Linked DNA regions of Mus musculus: region 2 is linked to region 1. Evidence: chromatin loops called from intact Hi-C (ENCODE). Cell type or tissue: gastrocnemius. All regions are shown on one strand.

The links. Peaks named below come from ENCODE experiments on the same cell type or tissue, not always from the same donor. Only the 100,000 strongest peaks of a DNase experiment are listed, where the experiment ranks them.
Region 2: a loop joins it to region 1, with 10 times the contacts of the local background. A loop is called at or near these places in 28 of 42 quality-filtered maps.

Annotation. Positions count from the first base shown.
Region 1 is chr6:73,150,238-73,158,237 of GRCm38, reverse strand. Dnah6 (dynein, axonemal, heavy chain 6) reads left to right here. Exons shown (of 77, transcript NM_001164669.1): 20 at 3-95; 21 at 1,778-1,897; 22 at 2,803-2,983; 23 at 5,473-5,569; 24 at 6,528-6,747. Among named protein-coding and RNA genes, the nearest start is that of Gm24533, 13 kb to the right of the region's middle. In gastrocnemius, no CTCF peak of the experiment used is centred here; a DNase peak (open chromatin) is centred at 4,359.
Region 2 is chr6:72,937,512-72,945,511 of GRCm38, reverse strand. No RefSeq gene overlaps it. Among named protein-coding and RNA genes, the nearest start is that of Tmsb10, 17 kb to the left of the region's middle. In gastrocnemius, a CTCF peak has its summit at 4,857 (motif pointing left); a DNase peak (open chromatin) is centred at 4,830.

The sequences.
Region 1 (8,000 bases):
AGGTGGAAGACTCTTGGAAAACCACGGAATTTGTCATCCTTCCTCACCGTGACTCTAAGGACGTATTTATCCTGGGTGGCACAGATGACATACAGGTAGGTAATCGGGTTATGGGAAATTTGTGGTAAATCAGGGATGGGAGCTCATGCCTGTAATTGCAACATTTGGGAAACAATGGCAGGAGGATTACTATAAGTTCAAGGCCAGCCTGAGCTACGTAGCAAGTTCTAAGTTAGCCAGGCATAGATAATAAGACTGCCTCAAAATGAAGAAAAGAACTGGAGGGGGAGGAGAGCAATTTTGTGATAAAAAGTCCTGACCATACGTCCTGCAGCTTCTGTGAAAGACTAAGGTAAGGAAATGAACTATGAGTCACTAAGGAAGAACTAACTTGGAAAACAAGATGTAAATAATTGACACAAATGCTTATTCACAAATATTTACCAAAGTAATAAAATGGTGTGTGTGTGTGTGTGTGTGTGTGTGTGTGTGTGTGTAGGAGTTCCAGGCCTATAGCTGAGGAAATAATTAAAATAACGTGATCAGTTATATGCGAAGTAGTAGAAGAGTCTTTCCTCCATCAGATCAGCCAGGACAACCGACATTAAAGATGGGAGGTGGAGAACGGGGTAGGGGGAACTTCAAACACAGCAAGATAACAGGAGCGAGCAGTTCGAGTGCACAGCAGGCTGAGAAGTTAAACTCGATGTTGTCTGTTCAGGTGGATAAAATCTAACCCGTATACTTTGAGCATTAAGTCACTTAAAATCTAAAGGCAAAGGGAAGGGGTCCCACAGCCCAACTTAAAAGACAAAGCCATAGTATAAGAATGGCCACAAGACAGAAATATAGATGGAATTGTTGGTAGAGGGCAAATCAGACATCATTCTATGAATGCTGGTGAACAAGGCAAGTTAAGGGCCGGTTGGCGGGGCTGCAATGAACGACTCAATGTTTCAGACCAACACATTTTTTTAGATTGGCATGTTTTATGAGGGATGCTGTTGTGTGTGGGGAGCAGTCGGGAGGAAGGTGCTGTGAACGCTTCCTCCAGAGGATTCAGCTTCGTCTTTTGACAGATGAAAGCCCACCAGAGTAACTACATTGTATAAAGGGGGTGCCAGTCGCCTAATGTTGAGGGCAAGAGAAGAACATTAAACTAATCAAACATATGCCATTAATGACTGCAGAATCCGGGGCTCAGAGATGGCTTCGTCAGTAAACATTTGCTATACCAGCTTTAAGACCTGACTTCAAGTCCCGCCACTCACACTTTAGAAAGCTGGGATGGAGCAGGGAGGTGATGCGTGCTCACAATCCTAGCACTAAAGAGTCAGAGACGTGTGCATCTCTGGGGCTCACTGACCATCCAGTCTAAGCAGAGTCCTGGGTCCCACTGGGGGATGCTGTCTCAAAACGGAAGTGAGGAACATCATCCTAGGTTGACCTCTGGGCTCCACATGCATGTGCATTTATGAGCATGCGAATTCCTATGCATACAAGGGCACAGGCATGCATGCACTCACGTGCGCGCACACACACACACACACACACACACAGTCTCTTAGTTAAGTGTCCCCTAGTGACCTTTGAGAGAATACACAGGGTTGTAAGCACAGTGAAAGAACAAGCTTTGCAGTTGTCTGTGTAGGAAGCTGTAGGTGGGCCTATAGTACTTGTTCAGATGAGTTATCCTTAAACGGGCCCTTGGAATTGCAAATACCTTGAGCTCAAGGACTCATGCGTCTGCCTGTGTCCTGGCCTCTTCTCCCTGAAGGTCCTACTTGATGATAGCACCATCAACATTGCAACCATTGCCTCATCCCGGTATGTGGGTCCCCTGAAGTCTCGAGTGGATGACTGGCAGAAACAGCTTTCCTTATTTAATCAAACACTGGTAAGTAGGGGCAGTTTCAGCTCCTGGACTCTGATTTGGAGAGCCACAAAGCCTTCGGAAATACTGATTCTGTGGGGCGAGGGACGCAGCTCAGAGGTAGAAGGATTGACCAACATGTACAAAGTTCTGGGTTTGCTCCACAACACCATTATATGTGTGCATATATGTATGTGTGTGAATGCACACACACACATATTGTTGTTTTAATATATAATTCAGAAGTATAGGATTTAATTGTTGACATTATGTTCAGAATGAGAAGAAAGCACACATGTATTTGGCTGTTTACATCATACTGTCACTTTTATCATCATTGGTAAATTATTTTGATAGGCGAAAAAATATCACAAAATTAGAGTTATACATTTGTTAGCAACATAATTATTAGTTAGGTACAATACATCTGGAGTCCCATAGTTGTGTGGGTTAGGAAGTGATCCTGGCTTGTACTGGGTTCCTCTGCTCAGGGAATCCCATAGCTGTGCTATTCCTAAGATATGGCAATCTGGATAACTCCTCACTAAGACTCTCTCCCTGGGTGGTCCTAGGCTGGGCTTGTATGTGTTTAGGAGTCATCATGAACCTGTAGCCCACCTGCCTTTCAAACTTCTGCAGGAGATCATCTTGCCTCCCAACAGAATGCTTCCTCTACACATTTAATCATGAGTCATGGGACCCCTCTGGCTTTCCACACAGCTGACTCGTAATCATCTTCAGTGGAAAGAGAGGGTGGATGGAGTCAGGCTGGACAGAATCTTGGGCTCTTTTAAGAAATTTTGTTTCGAAGAACTTATGGGGCCTCTCCCAAGGAAAAGATGTAGTAATTCCCAAAGCCACAATCTCCAGTCTAACCAGTGATTATCCAGTTGGAAGCTCCAGGTTGACAGTCCCATGTTTTTCTCCAGGAAGAGTGGCTGAACTGTCAGAGAAACTGGCTCTACCTAGAAAGCATCTTTAATGCCCCAGACATTCAGAGGCAGCTGCCTGCAGAAGCCAAGATGTTCCTTCAGGTGGATAAGTCATGGAAGGAAATCATGAGGAAGGTCAACCGGCTGCCTAACGCGCTCCGGGCTGCGACTCAGCCAGGTAGAAACCCCAAGGCAAACAAGTAGAACAGGGAGGCTCCCTGCTTGTCCGACATGTGCATCACCTCTAAAGATCTCACTGGCCAGTTTCGGCTTGTTCACTAGAACGAATTAAAAATATTACCACTTATGCACCTGGCAGTGGTGGACAGACACACCCTTGATCCCAGCACACAGGAGACAGAGGCAGACAGATCTTTGTATGACCAGCCTGATCTACAGAGCAAGTTCCAGGATAGCCAGGACTACACTATTATATATATATAATTTCCACTTGTTGCAATTCAAGTAACAGATCGAAATTGTTTTAAAGATTTTTTCCTAGCATATAGTAATTATACATAATGACGAGTTACACTATGGCACTTTCATGCATGCATGTCATGTATTTTATCATATTCATATTCAGCCCCACTGCCCTCTCTGGTCTTCATCCCACTTCTGCTGATCCCCCTCCAGTCCCCTCCCACTCCCATGTCTTTGTGTGTGTGAACCGACGAGTTCAGTGTTGTTTACAGGATAGCGGCTGTCTTGCTGGTGGCTGCACCACTGGAGATGTCATGTCCTCCCACAGCATCGGGGTTGGAATGTTTTAACAGTGTATACTCACTGAGGTTTACACTCTATACCAAAGCCTTGGACAGCTGGCTTGTCCTATGGCTAATGGCAGCGTGTGACTCTGATGGGCCATAGTCTCAGACACCGTCCCTGCCTCAAAAAGGCAACTTTGTGAGCTATGTTCATTGCCCAGAGATTCTTACAGAATTTATCAGTTGATAAATGGAAATAGTCTTTTGAAATAAAAAAGAATATGATTCCAAAATACATCTGGCCTTAAAGACTTCAAATAAATTAGTATACACCTGTAATAAATCTGATTCCAGCTGATGATAAAGCCATGGAAAATATTAAAGTAGAATAAGGGAGTGTCTATGGGCTAGTATGTGTGTGTGTATGTGTTTGCATGCATAAAAGCATGCATGTAGTGCCCACGTGTGTGTGTGTGTGTGTGTGTGTGTGTGTATGTATGTGTGCATGTGTAAATGTGTGTATGCATATATCTGTGCATGAATGTGCGTGTGTATGTATGTGTGTATGTGTGTATATGTGCATTCATGTCTGTATGCATACATATATTAAAATGGCTTTTGAGCAGAAACTTTCAGGAAAGAGTGAGTAAAAGTTTCTGTGGCTCAGAAGGAGAATTGTTGATGGCAGAGGGAAGAATAAAGAATGATGTGAGGTCCCTAAGATACACACATGCTTAGAAAGTTGCCAGATGGAGTCCCATCTGGGCTGGAGTGGAGTGCTTGGAGATTGAGTCTTGCTTAGGACACAAGGCTAAGACCAGTGTGTGTAAGTAGGTGGCTGGCCACTAGATGGCGCTGTTGACTATATAGGGTCTCAGAAGACACTGATCTGGGATTTGAGTCTTGGGCAGGTAGGAAAGCAGGCAATGTGATCAGTATCAAAGGTACAAAGATGAAGAGTCATGAAGGCCACTGCCTAAGGAGTTCCAGTTTAATAATGAAGAATAATAGCCATCACCACACCTAGCACTTAACCATGACAGAAAACATGCCAATAAGAAGCTGACAAGGAGGGGCTGGAGAAATGGGTTAGTGTTAAAAGCACTAACTGTTCTTCCAGAAGAATGGGGTTCAAATCCTAGCACCCACATGGCAGCTCACAACTGTCTATAACTCCAAGATCTGACACCTTCACACAGACACACATGCAGGCAAAACACCAATGCTCAGAAAATTTAAAGATAAATAAGTAAATTAGTTAACATTTTATAAAAGGAGAGTGGCAAAGAATAGGGATGTTCTAGACGCTGGCTCACGGCCCCCTAAAAGCAGAGGATGCCTGCCAAAATTATTTTAAATTAAAAGCACTGTTCTAGCGAGGTAAATATTAGAAGATTACAATCAACTAAGTGTAATAATTCTTGGGCTGGGAGATGGTTTAGCAGTTAAAGTAATGGCCACACAAGTAAGAAGGCTGGAGTTCAGGCCCCCAGAACCTGCTCAGATACAGGGTGATGGTTGTGGCTCACACGCCATCCATCCCTGGATGCATTATAAAACCTGAAGGCAGAGACAGGGAATACCCAGAGTGAGCTAAGTGAGTCAAGATGGGAACTCTGGGTTTGGCTGAGAGACCCTGCCTCAAAAAAAGGGTAAAGGAACCATCAAGGAAGAGTCTTCATATCAGTGCCAGGCCTTGACTACACAGACACGTGCATAACTGCAGACACACACCCACACACATATACATGTGCTCCTGCAAACATGTATACATACCACATACATGAAAAGAAGAATTTTTTTAAAAAAACTAAGCTTCTCTAACAGTACTCCCATTTTATTATTCACTATTCTACCAAACAAAACAAAGACTTTTAAAATGCTAATATCTTTTGCTTTCATTTGAAATCATATTCTCTATTTTAATACAATTTGGCCAACTTTTTTTTTTTTAATATAGGACTTCTGGAGACTTTTCAAAACAATAACGCATTACTTGACCAAATTCAGAAATGTCTGGAGGCATATTTAGAGTCAAAGAGAGTTATCTTCCCAAGGTAAGTTAAAAGACAACAACAGCAACCTGAGATGTCTTGTTGGGGAGCAGATCGAATGGGGATGCAGATCACACCCTCAGACAGCAGAGACCTGGACAGGAGAGGAGGATACCCATGCTCCCATCCCTGCAGACTTGCTTCAGACCTGTTGGGCAAATACTGAGCTTTGATAACACTCGGAGTGGAGGAGAGCAAAGTTGTCTCTCCTGGAGAGTACAGGGGACCCACAGAACATCACTTCCCACATCCTCAGCTCTGCAGCGTCTCCAGCCTTAACTCTTCTATTCCCTGTGTTTAGTGGGGGGTCCTGGAGTCTGCACCCCTCTCACCATGAGTCCCTGTGAAGCCTGGCAACTCACCTTGCAGTGTTGGCATGATTTGGAAATCTAGAGTTTCAGACAAACCCAGGACTGAAACAATTGCATTTTTAAGGCACACTTGCATCACGTGACCCTGAGTGTGGTCAGGTACAGACAAGCTCATTCTTTACCCATTTTGCTTAAAATGACACAGAAACACATAAAAGATGCCTTATTTCTAAGTATGGCCACGGTACGGTTGGAAATGGTATGTTTGCAGAATCATATTCTGTCACTTTTAAGGGCCCAGCAACTATCTTCAATGGTTAGTGTGCCCATCTGCCCATCAACTCTTCAATGGTTAGTGTGGCTCAAGGCCTAGGAAGACCAGCAGGCAAACCATTGTAACAAGACCCACTGTTATTGATAATTCTTGGAAAAATCCTTTCTGTTGTAGCTACTGGGCCTAGGTGTTTGAGATACATCATTAAAAACCTTTACAAGAACTTCTTTAGGGATACGTGGCCTGCTCCTGATCCCCAAACAAGTGTGATTAGAGGCCCGGGGCGTCCTCCTGGCAGCACCTCGTCTCTTACGGCTACCCAAGGCTGGGCATCGGTCAAGTCAGGCTTCATGTTAAAGTGCCTTTACCTTGGCAGGTTTTACTTCTTGTCAAATGATGAGCTCCTGGAGATTTTGGCCCAGACACGCAATCCGCAAGCCGTGCAGCCTCACCTAAGGAAATGCTTCGACTCCATTTCAAAGCTCGAGTTTGCCCTCATGCCTCCTACAGAAGGGAAAATACCCGGCATGGATACTGAGCCAGAAAAGGTCTTCACCAACGACATCTTGGCAATGCTGTCACCTGAGGGGGAACGGGTAAGGTGCTTTAGATTAATAGTTCCCTGTAGATGAACATGATTACATGTCTGGGACCCGGGGTACAGGTCTCTCATTCTCACCCTGCGCTTGCCAGAGACTCTGCTAGCCCAGCAGTTTTGAGGATAGCTGAGATAAAACTCTCACCCTCAAGGAGCCGGAAATCTAATGGAGAAATTGTCCAGCGACTAGAAGTCACCATGATAATTGCAATGGATGGTCTGTTTGGGGAGTGAACTGGCAAGAAGCAATCAAGGATTAGCCAGCTTTGCAAAGAGGAACAGTGGCTGGCCAAGCGTGCCAGGCCTTTGCCAGGATACCCGGATCAAAATTCATCATCCTCTAATGGCTTCCACAAAATGGAATCACTAGCAGGGTGACAGGGACCTTCAGTTGTATGTAAATGACTTAATGAGCTCTGCGTGAGAGTTTGTTACTTCATCTCCTCTAGAGCTGTGTAGCGCCAGCCTATGGAGAACACCCACTGAGACAATCAAGTATAGGCAGACTGAAGAGCACAGAGGACACACACACGTATACACACATACATACATACATATTTACGTAGACACATAGATGCACACATGCATGCATGTATCATTGCTGGTGCTGAAGGGAAAAAATAAGAGAATTAAGGATAGAACATTGAGAAAACATGAAAATTCAAAGGCAGGTGAGAAAGGTGGTTAGGGGAATCCCAAACAAGCAGATATCCGAGTTATTAGAAATCAAGAAAGAAGCATGAGAAGTGTGGGGGTTAATGTGTCCTGTGTCTGTCCGCTCCTGGCTCTGCACTTTCCCTTAGCAAGCAAGCAGGAGAGCAGGTGTAGGGCTATGAGAAGCCGAGGGACCCCCGCTCCAGGGGTCGGAGAGCGCAGTCTGGGATCCCCAGGGACTGCCAGAGCCCTCTCAGGAATCTCCTGGGACTGTGGACTGTGCAGAGGCCCTAGTCATCTGGTTCTTGGGCACGCAGACGACAGAAGAGCTGAGAACAGAGTGGGGACCTGCGGGGTGGATCTAACCTGGGGCCGAAGGGGAAAACAGAGGAACTCCGGCTGGGTCCCCCAGGAAAGAGAGTCCTTGGCTTGTTTCGGTGGGCAGCTTGGCTTGGTGGAGGCCATGGCTGGGAGCACTGAGAGGCCTTCTGTGGGAGACTAGCTGCGGCTCTTTAAATGAAGGCCCGCTCCATGAAAAGAGACAGTCCATGCTTTTAAAGCATTTATTGTCATGGCAGAGAATGGTGATGAGTGAAA
Region 2 (8,000 bases), 210 kb after region 1:
TCCCCGGCTGGTGGTTCTATTTAAAGAAGTCTGTATGTAGCCTTCCTGGAGGAAGAACATCTCTGGGAATGGCTTTGAGACAAAGCATCATTCCTTGTTCACTATCTCTACTTGTGGTTAAGGATCTAAGATCTCATCTCTCTGGGCTGGAGAGATGGCTTAGTGGTTAAGAGCACTTGACTGCTCTTCAAGAGGTCCTGGGTTCAATTCCCAGCAACCACATGGTGGCACACAACCATCTGTAATGGGATCTGATGCCCACTTCTGGTGTGTGTGAAGAGAGCAATGGTGTACTCATATACATAAAATAAATAAGATCTCATCTCAACTCTCTGCTTACCGCCCAGCCACCATTTCTGCCGCCACCTGCTGCTGTGCTGTCCCTGCCATTACAGGCCCCAAGCCTCTGGAACTGTAAAACCAAATAAATTCTTTCTTCTTTAAGTCGCCTTGGTCATGGTGTTTTATTATAGTAATAGAAAAGTAACCAGTACAAAAGTTGGCAACAGGGAACAGGCTATTGCCGTGAGGAAACTGATAATGGTGGATTTTGGAGAGATGTAAAAGGCTTTGGAAATTTGTGCTTGGAAAGTGGTTAAATGTTATAAGCAGGGCTTAATGAGCCATTATGAGCTTGGAAGACAGACAGTGGTGAGGAGAGGAGCCACATTGCCTGTGGAGAACCAGCTTGAGAGATTTCAGAGGAGAACAATAGTAGCAACTGGGCTAAAATACTTAATGTGTGGCTCAAAGATTAAAGGAGCACTAGGAAGTGTAACGGAGCTGAATCCTGTGTTCAAGGATATTAAATGGAATTAAGGAAGTGGTGACCTCTGGGTAAGATCCCACTCAGCTAAGCTTATTGTTTATGTGTTAGAAGCTGAACAAGGGATAGCCATATCAAGTTAGGCATTGTGTGACCTGGTTATTGTTTCCATCTGGACATAAGGAGTTATGATTGTGTCTTCAGTTGACAAGGGATGGATTGTGGTGTCTATTCTCTTTGGTTGACAATTTGACTCTATCTGGAATAAACTACAATCCAGTATGGAATGCACACCTATGATCCAGATCTTGAGGCATAGTAACCATGCTTATAAAAAACTTATGAAAAGGAATTAAAGAAAAGCTTAGCTCTAAGCATAATGTTACATACCTTTAATCCCAGAAGACAGAGGCAAGCAGATCTCTGAGTTCAAGGCCAGCCTGGTACTGAGCAAGTTTAAGGACAACCAAGCTTAGGGGGCTGGAGAGATGAAGAACACTGACTGCTCTTCTGAAGGTCCTGAGTTCAAATCCCAGCAACCACATGGTGGCTCACTACCATCCGTCATGAGATCAGATGTTCTCTTCTGGTGCATCTGAAGATAGCTACAGTGTACTTAGATAAATCTTTTAAAAAAAAAAAAAAAAAAAAAAAAAGGACAGCCAAGCTTAGGCAATGAAGGAGTTGGAAAACAGAAAGCTGGTGATAATATAATAGAATGAGAGGCATGTTTCAGCCCCAGCACACACACACACACACACACACACACACACTGAGAATATAGCTCAGTTAGTAGACCCCTTGTCCACCATGTTTAGAGTCCTACTTTGATCCCAGTCAGTGCTACCACATCTGGTAGCATAAATATACCTCAGGAGGTAGAGGCGGGATCAGAAGTTTAAAGTTATCCTTAACTACTGTCTTAGGGTTTCACTGCTGTGAAGAAACACCGTGACCAAGGCAACTCTTATAAAGAAAAACGTTTAATTTTACAGTTTCAGAGGCTCAGTTCATTATCAAGGCAGTGTGTACCAGACGGCTTCAGACACATGGCTCTGGTTTTAGAGTCAAGAATAGAAGGGGTCAGCCGAGCGTGGTGGTGGCGCACGCCTTTAATTCCAGCACTCAGGAGGCAGAGGCAGGCGGATTTCTGAATTCAAGGCTAGCCTGGTCTACAGAGTGAGTTCCAGGACAGCCAGGCTTATACAGAGAAACTCTGCCTTGAAAAACCAAAGAAGGGGTCCCTGGGACAGTTGATGCTGGAACTATGAAATTAGTGGTGATTAAGAAAAGACCAGGGGGCTGGTGAGATAGCTCAGTAGGTAAGAGCACCTGACTGCTCTTCCGAAGGTCCGAAGTTCAAATCTCAGCAACCACATGGTGGCTCACAACCACCCGTAATGAAATCTGATGCCCTCTTCCGGTGCCTCTGAAGACAGCTACAGTGTACTTACATGTAATAAATAAATAAATAAACAAACAAATAAAAGTGTTTGTGCACCACCACTCTCTGGCTGATATTGTTAAAAAAAAAAAAGGAAAGAAAGAAAAGAAAAGAAAAGAAAAGAAAAGAAAAGAAAAGAAAAGAAAAGAAAAGAAAAGAAAAGAAAAGAAAAGACCAGCATGACTGAGGTGAAATCTTGAAATCTTCTGGGAAGTATTTTCTGAGAGCACAAAGAAGCTGTGTTCCAGAGATACATTGTTCTAGCAACTGAACTTGGTAATATATGTAAGAGTCACCCAGGTGGACTGGTTTTGAAGGCCATCACCATGAAGAGGTCATGGAGAGCAGTTGAAGCTTGGCACTGTGAGAGACCAGAAAGGACCATTGGTGAAGGTGCAATCTCAGTGGCAGTTGAAGGTCCAGGACTGAAGGGGTCATGCAAAGAAGTTGAGGCTTGGCATCATGAATAAAGCCTATGAGAGACTATGGGTGAAAGTACAGCCTACTTGTAGCAGAGGACCTTAGCATATTAGAGATGCCAGTACCATGGGATGATCACTAAGAACTGCAGCAACAGTGGAGTGGAGTCAGCCAGAGCCTAGAGTGCTGCAGAGAAGTGGCCCAAGCACTTTGGAGGAGCCCAGGAGATCATGTTTGGGTCCCAGGCACTGGAACAAGAACCTGTAAAGTTGAAGTTACCTTGGAGACCCCAAGATGTAAGAGATGCCAGAGCCATGTGATATCTGCTGAGGAAAGTGGCTAACAGGGAGTAGAACCAGCCCAAGAGAAAGAATTGTGTTGCAGTCAACAGTGCTGGAAGGAGTTGGACATCAGACATGGAGATACAGAGCTTAGAGTTTGCCCAGCTCGTTTCTGGTCTTGCTTTGGTCCAGTATTTCCTCACTATAACATTTTGGAATGGTAATATATATCCTGTAATACTGAATATATGTGATCTGTTTTTTTATTTTTATTTTATAGAGAATTTCAGTTAAGAGATTGCATGAATCTCAGTAAAGACTTTGAACTTTGGACTTTTAAACATTGTTGAAACAGTGAAAGTCTAGGAGGACTTTTGAAATTGGACTAAATGCATTTTGAATCGTGTTATGGCTACAAGCCTATAAGAGCCAGGGAGTGGAATGTGGTGGTTTGAATAGGTTTGCCCCCCCCCCCTGCCATAGATTCATGTGTTTGAAGGCTTGGCCCATAGAGAGTGGCATTATTAGAAGGTGTGGCTTTGTTGGGATAGATGTGGCCTTGTCGGAGGAAGTGTGTCTCTGTGGAGGTAGGCTTTATGATCTCATATATACACTCAAGATATACTCAGTGTGGGATCAGAGCCGTCTCCTGGCTGCCTGTGGAAGTCACACTCAGTGTGGGATCAGAGCCTTGTCCTGGCTGCCTATGGAAGATACACTCAGTGTGGAATCAGAGCCGTCTCCTGGCTGCCTGTGGAAGACAGACCCCTTCTGCTGCCTGCAGATCAAGATGTAGAACTCTCAGCTCCTCCAGTGCTATGTCTGCCTACACACTGCCTTGATAATGAACTGAGCCTCTGAAACTGTACAATTAAATGTTTTTCTTTATAAGAGTTGTCTTGGTCATGGTGTTTCTTCACAGCAGTGAAACCCTAAGACAGTAGTTAAGGATAACTTTAAACTTCTGATCCCGCCTCTACCTCCTGAGGTATATTTATGCTACCAGATGTGGTAGCACTGACTGGGATCAAACTAGGACTCTAAACATGGTGGGCAAGGGTCTACTAACTGAGCTATATTCTCAGTGTGTGTGTGTGTGTGTGTGTGTGTGTGTGTGTGTGTGTGTGTGTTTAATTTAGACTAAATAGTGAGGCCTTGAATTCACTAACCAGTAGCCAAGGCTGGCCTCAAATTTAAGAATTAGATTCCAGGTATGAGCAACCACAGCTAGCCCTGTTCAGTTAAAAGAACAAGCAAACAACAACAATAACAACAAACCTGAGACAGGATCTTATGTAGCCCAGGCTGGCCTCAGACTTATAATATGGCAAGAGTGACCTTGGGCTGCTTGAATCTCCTGCCTCTATCTCCCAAGAGGTAGGATTACAGGGGTGAGTCGCTAAGAAAGGCTTCTTTCAAGCAATTTTGAAGTTGAATCCCTTTAAATGGCACTTTCTCTCTCACCAGACCCCACCACTGCCCACTAAATGCACCCTTACATTGTCAATTTTCCCAGAGGCATCTCCCTCTGTGACAAGGAAGGCCCATGAGTAACTTTTTATGGTGCCAGAATCCAGTTCCTGTTAGTGATGTTGGGGGAGTAGCCCCTCTATCACTATCATTGTACAACTGTGGGTGCCCAAGCTCCCAATCACAGATTGCTTGGCTAAACCCTACCTGGCTTTCAGACGTGGAACTAAAGGGCAGCTCTCCTGTTCACCTTTATCATCACTGTGATGTCCCATTTCCAAGATACCATCACCTTCCCTCAACTGGAATTCAGTTCTGCCCGGGAATGCCCAATGAATTCTGTGTGGTTTTGAGGGGAAACAGATAGCTTTTATACAAGGTTACAAGGATCTCAATCCACCTAGGCTGTGGAACCAGGCTAAGCAAAGACCAGACCTGAGAAAGGGCGAAAGTCCACCATCTAGTGGCCCTTGCTGGTATAGCAACAGATAAATGGACACATTTCATATTGGCTTTTCTGTGATCATGAACAAAAATTAAAACTCAGAGAATAGTCTAATACCTAGAGACCACACCATACCAGAGACAGCAAACAAAGGAATAGAACGAAGCACAGTAGCATAAGCTTGTGATCTCAGAACTAGGGAGGCAGTTTCAAGACAGCCAGGACTATGTGGAAAGAACCTGTCTTTAAAAACAAACAGACAAAACTATTTCTATTTATTTTCCTCATATATATATGTATGGGAGGGAGTGGCTTGAGTCCATTACACCATGCATATAGAAGTCAGAGGCCAACTTGTAGGAGTCCTTTCTCCTGCTACCATGTGTACCCTGAAGACTGAGCTTAGGCCATCAGACTTGGCAGCAAGTGCCTTTACCCCCTAAGCCATGTCATGGGCCCATTCCTGTCTCAACTGATCTGATAACTAATTGTTCAAAGGTATACCAGCAACAAGATCAATAGTATGACAATGTATCTGTCAATTACATTGGATTTTGTAATACATTGTAATTGTATTTAATTACAATGGATAAATGAAATAAAGGATACCAACATTTATAGAAAGATACAAGTCCCCGTTGATTCATGGGCAGGTGATTACAGCAGTCAAAGACCAAAATGACTGAGTCTTGACTTCCAAATTTAAAGATATTGAATCTATATAGTTGTCTTAGTTAGGGTTTCATTGCTGTGAAGAGATACTATGACCAAGGCAACTCTTATAAAGAAAAACATTTCACTGGAGCTGGCTTAAGGACTTCAGAGGTTCAGTCCATTATCGTTATCGTCATAGCAAGAAGTGCGGCAGCCTGCAGGCAGACATGGTGCTGGAGAAGGAGCTGACAGTTCTACATCTTGATCCAAAGGCAGGAGGAGACTGTGTGCCACACTGAGTGTAGCTTGAGCAAGGAGACCTCAAAGCCCACCCCGCAGTGACACACTTCCTCCAGCAAGGGCACATCTCCTAATAATGCCACTCCCTATGGCCTATGGGGGCCAATTACATTCAAACTACCACAATAGGGATGACTTTCTCCTTTGGAAATAGAGGGGGAAATGTCTGAAAGGTAGGGGAAGGGAGATCTGAGGAGGAACTGTGTGGCTAGACAAATGGAGAAGTGTCCCGGGATACAGAAGTGTTGAACAGAAGGGGCAACCTGGAGATTCACATGAGGGTCTCAGAGGAGAGACTCTTCCTAGTGAAGCTGGAAGAGGCAGAGGGTGCAGGGAGCACCCCAGTACCCCTAGAACAAGAAAGGAAGAATTCTCAGTCAGCTAGGGCCAGTGTAGGCCAGGGTCCAGCCAGCTATCTCCTGTAGAAAAGGAGCTACAGGATAATCAGGCCAGTGACAACTGTGACAACACATTCAGATAGAAGCTGCCATGGAGACCAGGCTAGCCTTGAACTCATAGACATCGGCCTGCCTTTGCTTACTAAGTGCTGGGATTGAAGGTGTGCTGGTTGAAGAGACACTTGGTCTCTTGAAGCATCTTCTATGATGACAAGACTGACCTAATCAGTCCCACCAGGTAAGAAGCTTTACAGTGTGTTGCTTGCCGTGCCAGTCCAAGCCTACCGTTACCAGCTCGGACTAAAGAGACACCTACATCATCACACTTTTCTTGTTCTGCAAAGAGGCCTGATTGAGTGCTTATATATTCCTTAGATTTTTTTTTAGACGAAGGAAAAGCAAAGAGGAATCATAAATAAGTGCCCGAGTGTAACTGAAAAGTTACTTTTATTGGGGGTTTCTCATGGCCAGATTCTCTTTTGTTGATTTCTTTGTCAGGGTCTCACACAGCATAGTCTTGACTCTAACTTGTTATATAGCTAAGATGACCTAGAACTTTTGGCCTTCCTGTCTCCATTTCCCAAGTGCTGCAGTCTGGTTTACCCGGTACTGGGGACTGAACCCAGGGCCCTGCGTGTGTGAGACAAGCACTCTACCAAGACACACACACACACACACACACACACACACACACACACACACACACACGGTTTTACATCCCCTTCCCATCCCCAAAACAAAGAAACAAAATAAATATAGGCTAGGGAGAGCACTACCTGATGAATGGAAGCCAAGGTCTCGCAGCTCTTCAGAGCCTAACCCAAGAAAGCTACTCTCATTTGCCTTACATGCCTGGCCCGTGAGGTACTACCCTCTCTTGAGTTTTCCAAAGGAAATAAGGGAGATGCCTCTGACTCTCTTCCTCCAAGGACGAGAGGATCACCTGCTAGGTCCCTTTCATCTCTGGGTGTACTCTACAACATTGGGCTAAATTTAAAATGTGAAAAGTAAAAAGAAAAGGTTTGAAAGAAGGAGAAAGGCAGAGGACAAAATTATTTTATGGAGACAAAATTAATCCAGATTTTGATACTGCCAGAAGCTGGGCTCCCTGAGCTTCTGTGGCCTTGAGCTCCCAGGGCAGGTTTTAGAAGGAACCAGAATCCCGACATCGGTAGTGTCCTGCCTACGTGGTAGCCGTTAGACTCTGGTTTCAGTTTTAAACATGTGTGGCTTGAAAGGGGACTTTCCCCCTGGAACAGGAAATGCTGATGACAGACAGAGCCTTGACCAGGGACCAAACTTGTCAGAAAACATCTACATCTGGTAAGCTATAGTGACCAAGCTGATGGAGTAGCCACACAGCTGCCAGTAGTTAGCCAGGCTAGCCCTAAGCAGGTGACCCAGAAGTCTGAGATTCGGGACCTTTTCAGAAGCAAGCCCTGAATTTGTGAAACCTCAAAGCCTCTCTTCTTTTGTAAGAAGTGTAGCAAATGAAAGCTAACACTATGATAAGCAGCTGTTACAGACAGTAGACTCATGCTATGTCGACCTAAGGAATGAAGTGCCAAGACTGCCTTTGGGCAAAGGATAACTGAGGCAGGACATGGTGGGACACAACTGTAACCCCAGCCCTCAAGAGGCTGAGGCAGGAAGCCTGGACTACAAAGAAACACTCTTTCTTAAAGTAGGGGATGGGGGGGAGGAAAGGCAGAGCATATCACAGTACAGTGCTCTGTCCTGTGATCCAAGCAGTAAAAAGTGAAGAAAAGCCACCAATGAAACAGACACCAAACCACAAGAGTAAAGCCATGAGGTTACGGCA